Linked DNA regions of Mus musculus: region 1 is linked to region 2. A link is a loop called in an ENCODE intact Hi-C map of the cell type or tissue named here. Cell type or tissue: heart. All regions are shown on one strand.

What was found. Peaks named below come from ENCODE experiments on the same cell type or tissue, not always from the same donor. Only the 100,000 strongest peaks of a DNase experiment are listed, where the experiment ranks them.
Region 1: it touches region 2 in a loop (4-fold over the local background); 10 of 42 quality-filtered maps call a loop at or near these places.

The regions. Positions count from the first base shown.
Region 1 is chr12:73,119,198-73,127,197 of GRCm38, forward strand. It overlaps Mnat1 (menage a trois 1), which reads left to right and starts at 4,520. Exons shown (of 8, transcript NM_008612.2): 1 at 4,520-4,729. The coding sequence starts at 4,641. In heart, no CTCF peak of the experiment used is centred here; a DNase peak (open chromatin) is centred at 4,504; H3K4me3 peaks cover 1,633 bases; H3K27ac peaks cover 1,229 bases.
Region 2 is chr12:73,283,188-73,291,187 of GRCm38, forward strand. It overlaps Trmt5 (TRM5 tRNA methyltransferase 5), which reads right to left and starts at 3,524. Exons shown (of 5, transcript NM_029580.3): 1 at 3,497-3,524; 2 at 1,448-2,088. The coding sequence starts at 3,501. It overlaps Slc38a6 (solute carrier family 38, member 6), which reads left to right and starts at 3,661. Exons shown (of 16, transcript NM_001037717.3): 1 at 3,661-3,845; 2 at 5,206-5,336. The coding sequence starts at 3,738. In heart, no CTCF peak of the experiment used is centred here; DNase peaks (open chromatin) are centred at 3,654 and 4,624; H3K4me3 peaks cover 2,330 bases; H3K27ac peaks cover 2,091 bases.

The DNA of each region.
Region 1 (8,000 bases), 160 kb before region 2:
TTATCTCTAGCAAAGGGACAAAGTAGCAGGTTCTGCCCCTTCTGAAAAGGAAGGCCTGATAAGTCTATAGCCCTGGGGCAAGGAGGAAAGTTTACATTTAAAAACCACTGCCTTGGGAGTAGTTTCTTTGCTAGTTTGGAACAGCAGATTTTTTTAAGAGCAAGAATGTACTTAATTGGTTCAGGTAGTTTTCGGAGGCAGGAAGCTTGATAGTTTGTTGTTATTTTTCTTTTTTCTTTTCCAACACACATGGAGTTTATCTGGTACTCTCAATACTTTTTTGTCAGAGCTCTATCAGTGATGATGGCGCACATTTCAGAGCCTCTGTTTTGTACAAGGCAGTGCTGTGAACCCACTAGGAAAGCCCAAGTTATAAAGTTCCACCACTATCATCATTGTTATCATCACCATCATCATCATCCCCACCACCACCGTCTTCATCATTTTTGTTTTGCTGAGACAGAGTTTCTCTGTGTAGTCCTGGCTGTCCTGGAACCCATTCTGTAGACCAGGCTGGCCTCAAACTCAGAGTTCTGCCTGCCTCTGCTTCCCAAGTGAGTGCTGGGACTAAAGGTATGTGCTACACACCTGTTATAATGTATAAAGGAAACGGAGGTTAGGGCTAAAAAAAAATTAGGCTCAAGTACAGTTATCTGCTTTGAGAAAAATTATTTTCTTCTTTTCTTTCTTTCTTTTTTCTTTTCTTTTTTTTTTTTTTTTGAGACAGGGTTTCTCTGTATAGCCTTGACTGTCCTGGAACTCACTCTGTAGACCAGGCTGGCCTCGAACTCAGAAAATCCGCCTGCCTCTGCATCCCGAGTGCTGGGATTAAAGGCGTGTGCCGCCACCGCCCGGCAGTGTTAAGCATTTTCATTCAGACTGTACAAGTATTATTTTAATCTATTATTGGGAAACCCAATGCTTGAATCATCATGTAAGTGGTAAGTAGCGATGCCATTATTCCACCCAGTTTTCTTAGCGCTGTGGCTCAGATGTATAAACGGTATTTTCTACTGCATGTAACTCTCAGAGCACAGAGTATCTGACAGTTTCAAGCCATTTGTTGACAGTGAGCTTCTCCTGTTGTCACTGGGCTTCTCCAATAGCAATTGGCTGCATGGCACATGGGAGAGTTTCTGGCAGTTTCCTCCTGCATGTTTTAGTGTTTTCTTCTCTTTGATCTTAAGGCTCGAGGGGAAAGAAGAGCAATTCAGTTTAAAGTGTGGTGAGGAGTTCTCTTTTTCAAAGACAGTTCTGGTGTTAACCGGCAGCTGAGTGGACGACGTCTGAACATATTATTGACTACATTGTCTGTCTGTCTGTGTCTGTCTGTCTGTCTGTGTCTGTCTTGGCTCAGGGAACACACTTATTCACCAGAAGCTTTCCACTCTTTTAAAACATAAAGACCCTAAAAATAAAATTACATTTATTTTTGTAGAGGTTCACATCTAGTGATAAGTTTACTAAGGCCTTTTAAAATCAATAAGTGCAACGTGACAGGCCTCTAGGTCAGTAAGGCTTTTCATGTTTTTTTCCTTTAGTGAGCTTGGATTTGATTAACTTTGATAGGTGGACAGCATTATGATCAAGGAGATAATAGAGTTTATAAAGTGAGTCACTGATCCTTATATACTGGTGTCAAGCCTTGAGCCATCATGGCCTGCTTCCTCTGGAATGTGATATGTAGCTGTTTGTCATGCTTTCCCTCCATAACATATGGAAACCCTAACCAGGGATGTCTACTGTGTCCAGGTTTTAAGAGGTGGAGCTGTTTCCTTTATGTTTTTATTGAAGGGGGAAAGTTCTGTAAAGAGGTAAAATGACTGAGAATGGATACAACTGGTATTCAAGTCCTGGGATAATTTGGAAAAACTTGATTGAGACAAGTATGGTGCCTCATACTTGGGATCCCAGCACACTGGATACTGAGATAGGAGGACTGCCTCGAGTTAGAGGTCAGCCTGGACTACACAGTGAGTCCAGGTGAGTGTGAGAGCTTGAAGAAAAAAAAAAAACAAGTCATAAAACAGGAGTGATCACATAGTCCGTTACATATTACACCACATCCATCATTAGCTGAGGAACTATTGACATCTGGTAACTTCCAGGAAAGGAAAGCTCACTTTTCTTATGTGGAGTGGTCACTATCTCTTCCAGGGTAGGCCCCAAACCTAAGAGTAGTTGGCCAACACAAATGGACCTGGATGGGAAGGGGGGCATAAAGAGAGAGACAACAAAGAGGGAAAGAGAGGAGAAAGAGGCACACAGAGGAAGAGAGAGGAGAGAGAGAGGAGAGAGAGAGGAGAGAGAGAGAGAGAGAGGAGAGAGAGAGAGGAGAGAGAGAGGAGAGAGAGAGGAGAGAGAGAGAGGAGAGAGAGAGAGTAGAGAGAGAGAGGAGAGAGAGAGAGGAGAGAGAGAGGAGAGAGAGAGGAGAGAGAGAGGAGAGAGAGAGAGGAGAGAGGGGAGAGAGAGAGAGAGAGAGAGAGAGAGAAGAGAGAACAAGATGATGTTGGGTGGGTAGGAAGGGAGTGGCTGAGCGTGGACCTAGTAGTTGTGGAAGAGCACTGAATATGATCAAAATAAATTGTGTGGAATTCTCAAGTAAGTAATAAAATAATATTAAAACAAAACATGGAACAGGACTGGTGACACGGCATAGCAAGGAAAGGCACCTGTCACCAAGCCCAATGATCTGAGTTCCTCTACAGGACTCACACGGTAGGGAGCTAACTCCTGTAAGCTGTGCTGTGGCCACCACAGGCATGCTGCAGCACATGAGCACGCACACACACACACTACTTAGAATAAAAATATTAAAAAATGAACCACACCTCATACCAACAAGCAAACCAAACCAAGGCAACCTGTCTACAAGTTTACTTCAGACAGAATTTCAGTTAGATGGAGGTGATTACAAAAATGCTTGGCATTAAAAATGTCCACATTTCACTGTTATTTGATGGCCTTTTTATGAATTCATTTAGTCTCCATTAAGCCTTTGTTAAGTATCAATAAATCCTTATCTCAGAGGTGGAGAAGACTTGTCCCTTACCGTAAGAATAATTCATTATCTAATAGACCTTTCTAAGGCATCTATTTGGCTAGGCGTGGTGGCCCTCACCTTTGATCCCAGCACCTGGGAAGCAGAAGCAGGCGGATCTCAATGAGTTTGAGGCCAGCCTGGTCTACAAAGCAAATCCAAGACAGGCAGGGTTACACAGAGAAGTGCTGTCACCCTGTCTCAAAAAACAAAATAAACAAAAAAGACTTCTGTATTCTTGTTAATACAATAAATGTGGCTTACAATTCCCAGAGAGAATCAGGTCCTCAGAGTTTTGGGATTGCTGAAATAAAGTTGTGTGCCTTTTTCTCTCTCTCTTTCTTTCTTTCTTTCTTTCTTTCTTTCTTTCTTTCTTTCTTTCTTTCTCTCTCTCTCTCTCCTTTCTCTCTCTCTCTTTCTTTCTTTCTCTCTCTCTCTCCTTTCTCTCTCTCTCTTTCTTTCTTTCTCTCTCTCTCTCCTTTCTCTCTCTCTCTTTCTTTCTTTCTTTCTTTCTTTCTTTCTTTCTTTTTTTAAATTTGTTTTTGGAGACAGGGTTTCTCTGAGTGTAGCCCTGGCTGTCCTGGGACTTGCTCTGCAGACCAGACTGGCTGGAACTCAGCGATCCACCTGTTCCTGCCTCTTGAATACTGAGATTAAAGGTGTATGCCACCACTGCCCTGCTCGAATTGCTTTATAAAATAACCTTTTATTTAACATTTTGGAAAATAAATGAGGTCTTTTATTGGGGGCAAGACATATGAGAGTTAGGTTGTACAATTCAGCTTGCCTGGCAGTCTTGAGGGGAAGGCCTTTGTGTAGGAACAGGTACTAGATATTATTTATAGAAGTATTCTGACATTTAGTAAGAATTTGTACAAAGAATTGCATTTAGATAATTTTTATGAATGTAAACAATTTATCTTGTTTTTTATTTTGTTTTTATTTTTTTTTGTTATATATTTATTTATTTTGGAGACAGTGTCTCCTTAGGTAGCCCAGGCTGTACAGAATTCAGTATGGAGCCTAGATCCAACTCATGGCTGGTTCCTGCTTCAGCCTTCCTAGTGCTGGTATTATAGGTGTGAGCCACTACACTTAGCATTATTCTAATCTTCATATATGTGAATCAAATTATGTTCTGATTACACAACTATGAAGACATCTACAGTACAGACTGTCCAATTTTCTAAAAGAGACTACTAGTTTGTGTTATTGACTTCATACCAGCATAAATCTTTGAAATCATGTGGATGTTTCCAAACGAAACAAGAATTTATCTTTTTGATATGATATGGTTCCTTGTAAAATGTAATTAGGCAAGAGGTGTGTAATTTAAAAGCATCCGTTCTCCCATCCCAAGATACTGAACTGATTCACCTAAGGTTAGGTTGGAACTGTAGCGGCTGGAACGGAGAACTCGCTCCCGGAACGTTTGTTTTGCAGCGCCTGGCTTCCAGCCGGTGCTCTTTCGCGAAGGACCATTCCGGCCAAGTGCCTGTTGGTAGCAGCTTAGTTGACATCTGGTCTGGGGGTTCTTGTAGGTGGCAGTGGCTGAAATCCGTGTGGAGGAAAAAAAAAAATCCAAAGCCGAAGAGACGCCATGGACGACCAGGGCTGCCCCAGGTGTAAGACCACCAAGTACCGGAACCCTTCTTTGAAGCTGATGGTGAACGTGTGCGGACACACTCTGTGAGTCTGGCGACCGTGGATTCCTGGGGTGGGAGGACAGCCCTGGGAGATGCCAGGAGGCCGCTGGGGGGTAATAAAGGGTGTGGTTCGTCTAAACAGTGGGGGAGGGGGATGCAAAAAGGGAGCGTCGATCCTTTAAAAGGTTCGTAGCCGCTCGCCCCTATCTTTTCTGGCCTACTTTGAAACTGGAGTTTTGATTGTGGCAAGCAGAAGTTTGGCAGGTTGACCCTCATCCACCTTTCCAGCCAGTGAAAATCTCGAATTTTTCCAGCTATGTGTTGTTAGCTAGACTCCAGACAGATGTCTGGCTGAAAGCGTGAGGGATTAGAATCTTTAATTTCTTAATAAATGTTTTTTTTTTTTAATTGAAAAGAGAACTGAAAACTTACTTTGGGTGTATACTGTTGCTGTTGATCGAGTGAACTAGTTGGAAAGCCTTCTGTGTATGTATACGTGTCCTGATGAGTTATGTTAGACTTAAATCATGTAAAGGAAGAAAATACAGACTTAAGGCAGTTACTTTGTAGCTAGATAATGGTTGGCTTTTATTGCGTGCTCATTTTGTTCCAGGCACTGTAGAGTCTTACCGTGAGCCATCTCTTGATAAGTTTATGCAGGTATAGTTTCTTCCTCACCGGAAATGATCCTGAGATTTCTCAGGATTGTGGGTCGTAGGAGTATGGATCCCAGGAAGTGGCTCTGGGAAGTAAGTGTATTTTGGTTGCTCAGTGGTGAAAGGATGGCGAGTGATTTTTTTGTATAAATGTTTTGAAGAATAAATGCAGAGTTTTGGTTAAAGTGTTTGTCAGTTTTTTATGGAGAAGTGGTTTAAGTAAAAGATAGTCTGAGACTAAAGGTACTATAAAGTTGTGAGCACAATATTCCTATAGGCTCAGTCTTCCTCCGGAAGGAAAAGGTAAAGTACAATGTGGTAGACAAGGTCTTCAGGCAGAAATTTGCACAATGAGCTATATATATAATTGTCATAATGTGATTATTAATTTCCTTAATTGGTCTTTCTTTTTTTTTTTTTTCCACGACAGGGTCTCTTTTCCTAATTAACTTTTATTTTGCTTTAGACAGCGTAACTGTGTCTGGATGGTTTAAGATTAAAAATCCAGAAAAGGCAGTCAACTGGAATGCATGAACTGTGGCAATGAGGGAATACTGCTGGTATATAATTAGGTGCTTGTTAAGACTGGGCATCAAGTGTTAGTCCAGCCTGACTTTAAAACTTTAGATTCTTCTCTGACTAAAAGTGTTAGAATTTCAGGTATGCACTACCATGACTAGCAGACTGTTAGATTTTTAGAAAAGTTTTGCAAAATTTCTGTGTCACTTATTTTAGCTCTGAAAAAATATTGAGATCATGTTCGTCCTTCATCCCCACTCTATCCTCCTTTAATTCCCTTCGAACTTCATCCCAAATTCTCCACCAGCTGCACCACTGAGACACATTCTCCCCCACTCACCACTGGGTACCCTCTGTGTTTGTGATGGAATGTTGAAGGGCAGATGGCTGTTGCTGTGGTGTGCACTCGAGGGCTGTTCCATGGCACTCCCTCTCATCTCTGGCTTTAACATTCTTTTTGCCGGCCCCAAAGCCTCTCAACCCCCATGTGTGGTGTGTGTGTGTGTGTGTGTCTATGATGTAGCTGTTCATCTATGATGTAGCTGTTCCATTTCTTTTCTTTTGTACTGGATTATTGTAGTGATGGAGTTTTCCTGCCTAAGAGTCTGGATTTTTTGCTTACTGAATAGTCTCTTTGGCTTTGTCTACTGTGTTTCTCTGTCCTCTGTGTTAAATCAAAATGATTAGGTGTATTGAGTTTTATCATATTTATATTTCACTGATGTATTTGTTGGTGAGAATAATTAGTAAGTGGTGTTTATTTATTTTGAGTAATATATAGAGATGTACACATTAGGAAACAGCACCTTGATTGGGCAGAACAGAAGGCACTCATCCTTGGGGGTTGCTCGAAAACGTGTGGGTATCCTCCGTGAGTTCTCTGGTCAGGGAGGAGGCTTCATTGAGAATTTCAGCCGCACAAACTTTCCCACACTTGCTCTCATCGTGCTGGGGTTACTGGCACTTGAGGCCATGTGCAGCTTTTTGTGTGGGTACAAGTATCTGAGCTCAGGACCTTCTGTTTGCACAGCAAGTGTTCTCACCCACTGAGCTGGCTCTCCAGATCTCCTCTCCACACTTTCTTTCCTTTTTCTTTTTTTGAGACAGAATTTTGCTTTGTAACTCAAGTTGGCCTTGAACTAGCTAGTAGCCTAGGCTGTCTGGGAGGGAACTTTGGTATCAGAGTTTCTTTCATAGGGTTTTGTCTTTATTGACACCTTCTAGTACTTCTTTTCTAGGAAGTTTTATTGTCAAATTTGTGCCCTAACATCCAAACGGATAACAGGAAATTGTATGTTAAACCTTAAGGATTATTTGTTAAGATGAAAATTTTATCTGTAAGAGCCAGAAATGATAGCATATTAATTGCCTAGCTCTTTATAAGTATAAACAGAAATAGAATTAGTTTTCTTATAACTTTTTGAAAAGGAAGCATGAAGTATATCTCACAAATATTATGATAGCCCTCTTGACTCTCAATTCTAGATTGGCCATTTAAGGTGTAAACTTAGTGAAAATTTGTCATACATTGTGAGGGATTACTTGAGGGAGAGTTCAAGTAAATTTAAGAGTTAATTTACTCTCATGTATGAAAAGATATTGCCAGTATCCTAAGTGAAACACTAATTTTTTGGGGCCTGCAATATGGTTAGCTTGAGTTTAATCCCTGGGACCTTTTTAGTGGGAGGAGAAAACCCAGCTCCTGCAAGTTGTCCTCTGATCTCAGAGACACACTCTTTCTCCAAGTAAGTACACATACGTAATAAAAATGGTTTTAGGAGTCAGTCTGTCAATTTGCTTCCTAACTTACTTAGCAAATAGAACCTAAGATGGTATATGGAGTGAGAATAATGAGAATTAAGCTTGGATATAGTAACAGTTTGGCTCAAGTTTTAAATGTGCTAAGTCTACTTTCAAAGACAAAAAAGCAAGGCTCAACAGTCATTTATTAGTTATTGATCTTTAGTAATTGATATTTTTGCAATTTTTCTTGTATACTCTATAAAATTTCCAAGTCTTGATTCCCAGACTTGACTCTTGATACTAAAGAATCATCTGGGATGTCTATTTATTTACAAATCTCAGGGCCCTGTTAATAATCTGATTTGGGTTGGGGTAAGACTTTATCATCTCTCTCTC
Region 2 (8,000 bases):
AGGCTGACCTAAATTAAAAATGTTCTTCTACTTAAATTGGTCATTTAGTCAAACATTTATCCTAGCAGAAAGGCTACAAAGACAATAATATACATCAGAAATGACTTACTGTTAAAATCTTTAATTAAGTCTCTATCTTTTTGTCAACACTTGGAAATTTTATAGAGATCTATGTTCTCATTTCATAAAGAAAGAACTTCATCTTTAAGTTAGAAAAATGTACTGAATATAAATTTGATGAAATACAATGAGATTATCAGAATTCAGAATATGTAAAATAATCAATGGCTGCCTTATTGTGTTCTACTTATCATATCTGAACTCAATTAAAACTTTTTGAAGCTATGAACCTGTTCCCCCAACTCCTCCCAGATGCACTCGACTTCCCTACCCACCCAACTTTGTGTCCCATATATTCATGGATGGGTTGCCTTTCACTTACTTCTAAGACATAAAAGTTAGTTTTAAATAAAATTTTAAAACATTAAAAGCATTTCTATAATTCCATAGGAAAGCCGTAGGGCTTTGGACTTGGTATGGCAGCTGAGCTATGTCCCCAGCCAGAAATGTTTCACTTTTAACCCTTATGCACCACCACCATTTTAGGAGAAACATAGTTTTAAGTTAGGGTATTATATGAAAGCCCACATATGACCCTGAGCTGAGTCCCCACTGTGCAGTATTAATGTCTTTTGTCAATGAAGAGAGAGGAAGCAGAAGGGCATTATCAAGTCCAATCGATGCAAAATACTGAATGCTACATTTTAAAGCTGGGAATAATTCCCACATGTTTTGAAAATTACTGTATTAAAAAGAGTAACCTACAGAATGCATGTATACCAAGTATTTATATAAAATGTGATTTTGATTATCCTTCTATCCAAATAATAAAGGCTGTGGGTTTCCCTGGAGCTACAATAGTAGGGTGTACATAGCAGTTTCTAAAAGGCTAGGAGCACTTAAGAAAGTTTTAAAGTGTTTACCATAAAGAAGAGGCTTAATTAGCTAAATTACTAGCTAAGTCACTAGCATTGTATATGTGACTCTGAAACACCAAATTTCAAAACCTTGTACTGACCAATGTCCCAAAGGCCTAATGGCTTTTTGGACCAAAAGGATTTTGTTCAATATAACAAAGTGGTTGGAGAGAGAGAGAGAGAGAGAGAGAGAGAGAGAGAGAGAGAGAGAGTAAGAGTATGTGTGTGTGTGTGTGTGTGTAGGCCCAAAAGTCTCTGCCAACACTATGACTACAAAGAAGATATTCCAAAATGTTTTTCAAAAAGGGGGAAGGTGCTTCTGATTTGGTTTCAAATAAAAACTAAACTACCCTGCTTTTTTTTTTTTTACCCTGTTTCTTTAAGTTAGCATTTTGAAATAAAAAAATTAAGCACTAAAACTAGAATGTCACTTTTTTTCTAGAGTATGAATCTGACTGTAATCCACCTACCAATTAAATGCTTGAAGGGCAGCTGGTGATCTCGGAGATTCAGGTGTGCAATATGCCCAACCCTGCTGAATCCAGAGGTTACATCTTGACCTTCAGGAAGCACAGCTTTCAAAATTTCTTCTGACTTAAAATTTTCATATGTTAGTTCCAAGTTGTACTGGGATAACTGTGGGCTGACATCAAGTTCTTTTAAAACTCCGAGTTCTGCTTTGTCAAAGGAATCAGCAGTAAGCATCCTGTAGGGGTCCAACATGATCAGCCTACTGTCTTCATCCTTGGGATCCTCAATCACTCGCTTTATGCCCGGGCGCTGCAGGGCTACTCTCCTGAGGGCTCGCATCAATCTGTTGACTACTTCTTTCCTCGCTTTAAGCACAGGGATGGACACTGTCTTCTTAAAAGCTGTTCTATCAAGTTCTCTCATTCCTCGAACGTCAGAGGGTGGTGAAAATAATTCACTATCTCTCACACTTGCTTCTATTTCTGGCATGGTTGAGAGTCCTTGTCTTTGACCCAACAAGAAAACAGAAGGCGCTTTCCTAAGTCTCGGCACCAGGGTAAACAACAATATTGATTCACTGGGGTGACACCATTCCACTTGCAAAAGTCTTCTTGAGAATCCAAATAGCTTCCATACGATTCTGGGGAAAATAACAAAACAAAACACCAAACACCATCAAGCTACATGTGAACACATTCACAATGGCTTTTGAGGATGAAAATATAAATTATCTTTCAAGTCACCTGCCAAGTGCTGACAAAAGGTTTGGATGGCAAGGGAGGGCAGTCTCTCTTGCAGGTTAGAATGATCACTGTCCCTGGTAAATAATACATTTGCATTTTCAGTCTATTTGCCCCTATAACAGAAAAATTAGTGGTCTAGCAATCTCCCTATACCCAAAGAACTCTGCTCACAAATTTCGACAGAATACACATAGAATAGGAAGTATGAAATTTGAGTTAAGGGTCATCTCTAAATGAAATGATCACTATATGTGATGCCACCAATGGTAATACTTACTGGGATATTCTTAGGAGATCTTATTTTATTTATTCAACGGGCTGTTGTATCAGAAGCTGTGTTATGAAGTTTGTAAGCTAAGGGGTAAGTTAATCACCCAAAGTTATGTGGCTGCTAAGTGGCTTGGCAAGGCTTAAACGTTCATTAAGGTCTTAAAATGTAGCTCACTGGTAGAAAGCTTGCCTAGCACGCATGAGGTCCTGGGGTCATCCCTAACAGCACATAATATCAGGCATGGTGGTGCCTACCTGTAATCTCAGCATGAGGAAATAGGAGGATTAAAAGTTCAAGGCCAGCCTGGGATGCATTTGAGACCAGACCTCAAAAACAAACAAACAAACAAACAAACAAAAAAAAAAACAAAAGCTTGGTTAAAAATGACCTGAAAGCTGGGGATACAGTTTAGCTAGAAGTGTACCTAGCAAGCACAAGCAAATTCATGGGCTTTCAGCACTACATAGCCTGGGCACAGTGGTGCAGGCACTCAGAAAGCAGATCAGAAATTAAAGTCATCCTCCAGGTTGGTCTGGATACATGAGATTTGTCCCTTCCCATATGACCTTAGTATACTGTTAGGATGTCTATCATAGTGTACTGCCATATGCCATGCCTATAACTAAAAGCTTCAGTATTTTGACAAGGCTTTACTGTGTTGTTTGAAGTAAATGTAGGCGTCCGTTTTCCATCTGTAATATGTGGTTTAAACTATGAAAAGATTTTTGTGGTAATGGGAACCTAATCCCGGCACTTCTCATGCTATCCAATCCTACCACTGGGTGCATCAGCCCTCACCATGCATTTGACCAGCCCCCTACCCAAGGGCTCCGGCCTCGGCTTAGCGGCCGGTGGACAAGGAGATGAATGACCTGGTGGCCTTTTTGCGCTCATTGGGCAAGAAAGAAGAGCACGAGTCCCGCCGCGGTACCGTCAGGTTTTCTACATCACCCGGGACACTACTGCCCCCTCACCAGCTGCACCTTTCCAGGGCCAGCGTCACCCGAGGCCGGCTTCAGACCCGAACCCCTCACCTCATGCTCTGGTGCAGCTCGGAAATAGGGCGTCGGAGGCTGGTGACGTCATCACTGCTGGCCGCGAAGGCAGCGTAGAGTCCGACCCTGTGGACTCGCACCTCTCTTCCGGGCCCGCGATTTGCTACGAGAGCCCGGAAGGGCCAAGCCCGTAGCTCCGCCTCTGAAGCCGCTCAGCCGGGGCGCTTGGGGTTAGGGGAAGCGGCTCCGTGATTTACTTAGCAGTCGGTCGCGGAGCACCATGCAGGCGTCCCGGCACAGCATCCAAGCGGAGCCAGGCTGGTACGTCTCTGCCCAGCAGCCAGAGGAGGCGGTGGCTGCAGACGAGTGGAGTCCGTTGCTAAGCAACGTAAGTGGGCTTTACTGGCTGCGCTGGGTTCCTGTGCGCTTCGGTATCTTTCAGGGCTTGCAAGAGGAGCCTTGGACTGCAGGGGACTGACCCTGGGGTGGGGCCCGAACCACTGACCCCAGGCGAGTTTGGAATGTGGCAGCAGCATGGAGCACTCAGTCAATAGTGAGAGGCTTGGAACACCAGCGGGATGAGCCTCGGTTTTGTGACTCACCATTGCTTTGTGTCATTGTCGCCTCTGTCTCCTCTAGCCTTGTGAGGTCTTGCAAGAACATCACACGATGTTTCTTTTCTGGATTTAATCATGGGGCCAAGGGAAAGATGAGCTATAGGCACTTTAATACTCAAGTCCCTGTAAGTGAAGATGAGGAGAGGTCTCTGGTAATGTGCACATTGCTCGTCCTTAACCTAAAGCCGGTGTAGTGGGCTGTGTGTGCCCGGGGGCCCCGGAGCCTCTTCGGTCTTGAATGTCCAGCCTAGGAGGGCCTTGGGCATGCTAGAAAAACTCCCTAACTCAGAGCTGCTTTCCAGTCCTGCCACTCCACTTTTTATGAATCCCTGGACTGTAACAGCTGATGGTTTGGTTTATGTTGTCCCTGTAAGATATTCCTGCTAATCGACTTAATTCATTAGGCATATAAACAAAAGGTTAGTTTATTGCGGTCCTCGTACTTGAGGAAGAAGAGTTAGGGACAGAAGTTCCATGCTGACACTGGGATTCTTCAGGAAGCACGTGACTGAGGCCCGTTCCTCCTCTGTCTCCACCCTATCTTGATCTCTTGAAGTCACAAGGCTGTGGCTCCCACTGAAGCCAGCTGGGCCCTGCATGGGAGGAAGTAATTTTCCTGGAAGACTCGTTTCCTTGAGTTGCACCAATAGGTCAGAACGGAGGGAAAGGAACAAGTGTTATGTCCAAATGTGCTTTTCCTTGGGGTAATAACTCCTATGACGGAAAGCAACTTGGGAAGGGAAGGGCTTATTTCATCTTACAGCTACAGTCCGTCTTGAAGGAAAGTCAGGGCAGGAATCTGGAGGCAGAAACTGAAACGGGAGACCCGGAGGAAATATTGACTTGCCCCTACTGGCTTGCTCAGTTTGCTCTCCTTCATCCCCAGGAAGGCCTGCCTGCTCAGGGATGCCCCCACCTAAAACAGGCCGTGTCTTGGCCAGTCTCTTTAGGGCATTCTCCCAATTGAGATCCCCTCTTCTCCAATGAGACTAGCCTGTGTTACATGGGCGAAAGAACTAGCCACGTCCTGGTTAATTAGTGTTCACACGATTCCTCAAGTGTGTAGAATGGCTCAGCACACTTTAACTTCCTTCCTCAGGCATTTAATGTGGGTAAATGGTGTGTTTCCAGGAACCTCACAGGCAGGGATCCTCCGGTGCTTCCTTTGGTCTCTCCGTCTTTAACGTGATGAACGCCATCATGGGAAGCGGCATCCTTGGTTTGGCGTATGTGATGGCTAACACGGGTATCCTTGGATTTAGGTGAGGCCTGTTTCCATATTTTGTCATCACACGGTTCCATTTTGATAAGGAATTTTGATTCCAGAAGTTACCGGTCTACAATTTCTAGTTGGATTACTTCTGGGGTTTTAATGCTGTTTTGTTCCCCTTGTGCCTATCTAGTTCTGTGCTTTGGAGGAATGCTCCCTACAGTCATGCATGGCTTGAGGGGGTGGGCATTCATGTAGGAACCTCAAGAAAGGAACCCCGGGGCTCTAAGATAGCGTGGGCTTTAAAACAGCACCAGCAAAGCGGGGCTCTGGTGTAAGAATCAGAACCCAAGGGCTTATAGGGCACAAAAAAGAAAGGGAAGGCCACTGAGCATTGTCCCTTTTGGGCAGGTTGTTGCTAGGGGAAGCTTTGGAGATAAGGTAAGTGGTTAGGATGTCATGTGATAGATAAGCAGCTTTCCTGGTCAGACATGACTGGGGTCCATAGGGCACAGTGGGTAAGGATCTAGAAAACAAGTTACTTTAGGAATTGTTATTGTTTAACTAAAAGGGGGAGAGGGTACCAAGTGGAGTAGCCATGGCTAATAGTTCTGAAGTGCGGCAATGCTTTTTCGTTCCTGGGTGATCCTTATAGAGTATACTTAAACAAACCTAGATGGTAAAACCTTCTACACATCTATACAGTATTGCCTGTTGCTCATAGGCTAAAAAAATCACCTAATATAGTGCAGTCCACGTGCTAGTATAGTAAATGCCGCAGCAGTTGTAATGTAATCGTATTTGTTTATCAACACATGCAAAAAAGATCCAGTGAAAGAAGAAACCTGTTCCTGGATTGGACGTCGTGCTGAGAGGAACTGGAGAAGTCGTTTTAAGGGCCTTGTGTTTTGTTTTTCAATGTTTTGATTCTTGTTATAATAGCCTAAAAAACAAATACACCATATACCATATAAAACTTTTCTTTCTATATGTCCTTATTACATAAGCTTTTTAAATTTAATCTACTCTTATTCTCGTATTTTCCTTTTCCAACTTTTTCTTTAAAACTCAGACATAAGCACACTTACTACCCGAGAGCCAGGATCAGTTTACACACCTTGCTCATGGGGAGGTGTTTCGGGAGCAGGACACAGCTGCAGCCTCCTTGCCTGTGACAACAAAGCCTTTTCTGAAGCCCCTGAAGGACTGGTCCTGGTAGTTGGGAGGTAGAGACAGGAAGATCGGGGAATTCAGGGTCTTCCTCAGCCATATAAGTTCAAGTGAGACCCTGCTTCAAAAAACAAACAAACCAACAGCCACAACAATAAAAAAAGTGTGCCCTAAAATCATGATTTTTTAAAAGAATACAGTATGATAGTATAATAAATACAGGAACCGAGGATTGTATTACTTCTTCTTAGTGGATATTCAGTACTAGATGTAAAAGCACGTGTTGCGTTCATGATTATATGATTGGCAATGCAGTAGTCTGCTTTCCCCAGCTTCACCGTGAGCATGAATAATGTGTTCCCTATGACACGAGGACAGCCATGTTGTCTCTGAGACTTCATTGTTAACCCAGATATCACTGTGCAATACAGGACTGATGTTGATTTTTATTAATCTAAAAATGTGGCTAATCTAAAAAAAAAAAAAAACCACTTTGTATTAGTCAGGGTTCTCTAGAGTCACAAAACTTATGGACAGTCTCTAGATAGTAAAGGAATTTATTGATGACTTACAGTCGGCAGCCCAATTCCCAACAATGGTTCAGTCGCAGCTGTGAATGGAAGTCCAAGGATCTAGCAGTTACTCAGTCTCACGCAGCAAGCAGGCGAAGGAGCAAGAGCAAGAGCTAGACTCCCTTCTTCCAATGTCCTTATATTGTCTCCAGCAGAAGGTGGAGCCCAGATTAAAGGTGTGTTCCTTAAACTCGGAGATTCAATCTTCTGGAATCCATAGCCACTATGGCTCAAGATCTTCAAACCAAGATCCAGATAAGGATCTCCAAGCCTCCAGATAAGGGTCACTGCTGAGCCTTCCAATTCCGGATTGTAGTTTATTCCAAATATTGTCAAGTTGACAACCAGGAATAGCCACTACACACTTGATCTACAATTGATTTATGATTTTAAAAAGTTCAAGCTCATTTGTGTCAGGCTGGCCAATGTGAATCAAAACTTATCAGTCAGGCAAGTTAAAAGCAATTTTTTTAGGTGCAAATAAAATATCCTTCTCCTGTCTTAGGCTGCTAAATAAGACTTCTTTAACGCCTGGAGCCCAACATTATGTTCTGGGCTTATTTATTTTCAAGAGTTAGTCATGGGCCAGTGTCTTAGTACTGTTCTATTGCTGTGACTACACAGCATGACCAAGGCAGCTTATAGAAGAAAGCACTTTAAATGGGGGCTTGCTTACAGTGTCAGAGGGTAAGCATTGTCATCATGCTGGTCAGGGTAGCTGGGGAGTGTGGTAGGCTGCAGACAGGCAGGCATGGCACCGAGCAGTAGCTGGGAGCATACATTCCTGATCACCTGCAGGAGGCACTGAACAAGCAATACCTCCAAACCTTTCCTGATTTGGTCACCCGCTGCTAATCAAGCATTCAGTGAGCCTGGTGTGAGCCTGTGAGGGCTGTTTTCATGAATCACAGCCAGTCACGGGGCTGCTGTTGTTAACATAGCTTTGTATGTTCGATGCTTTACTGCCGTCGCTG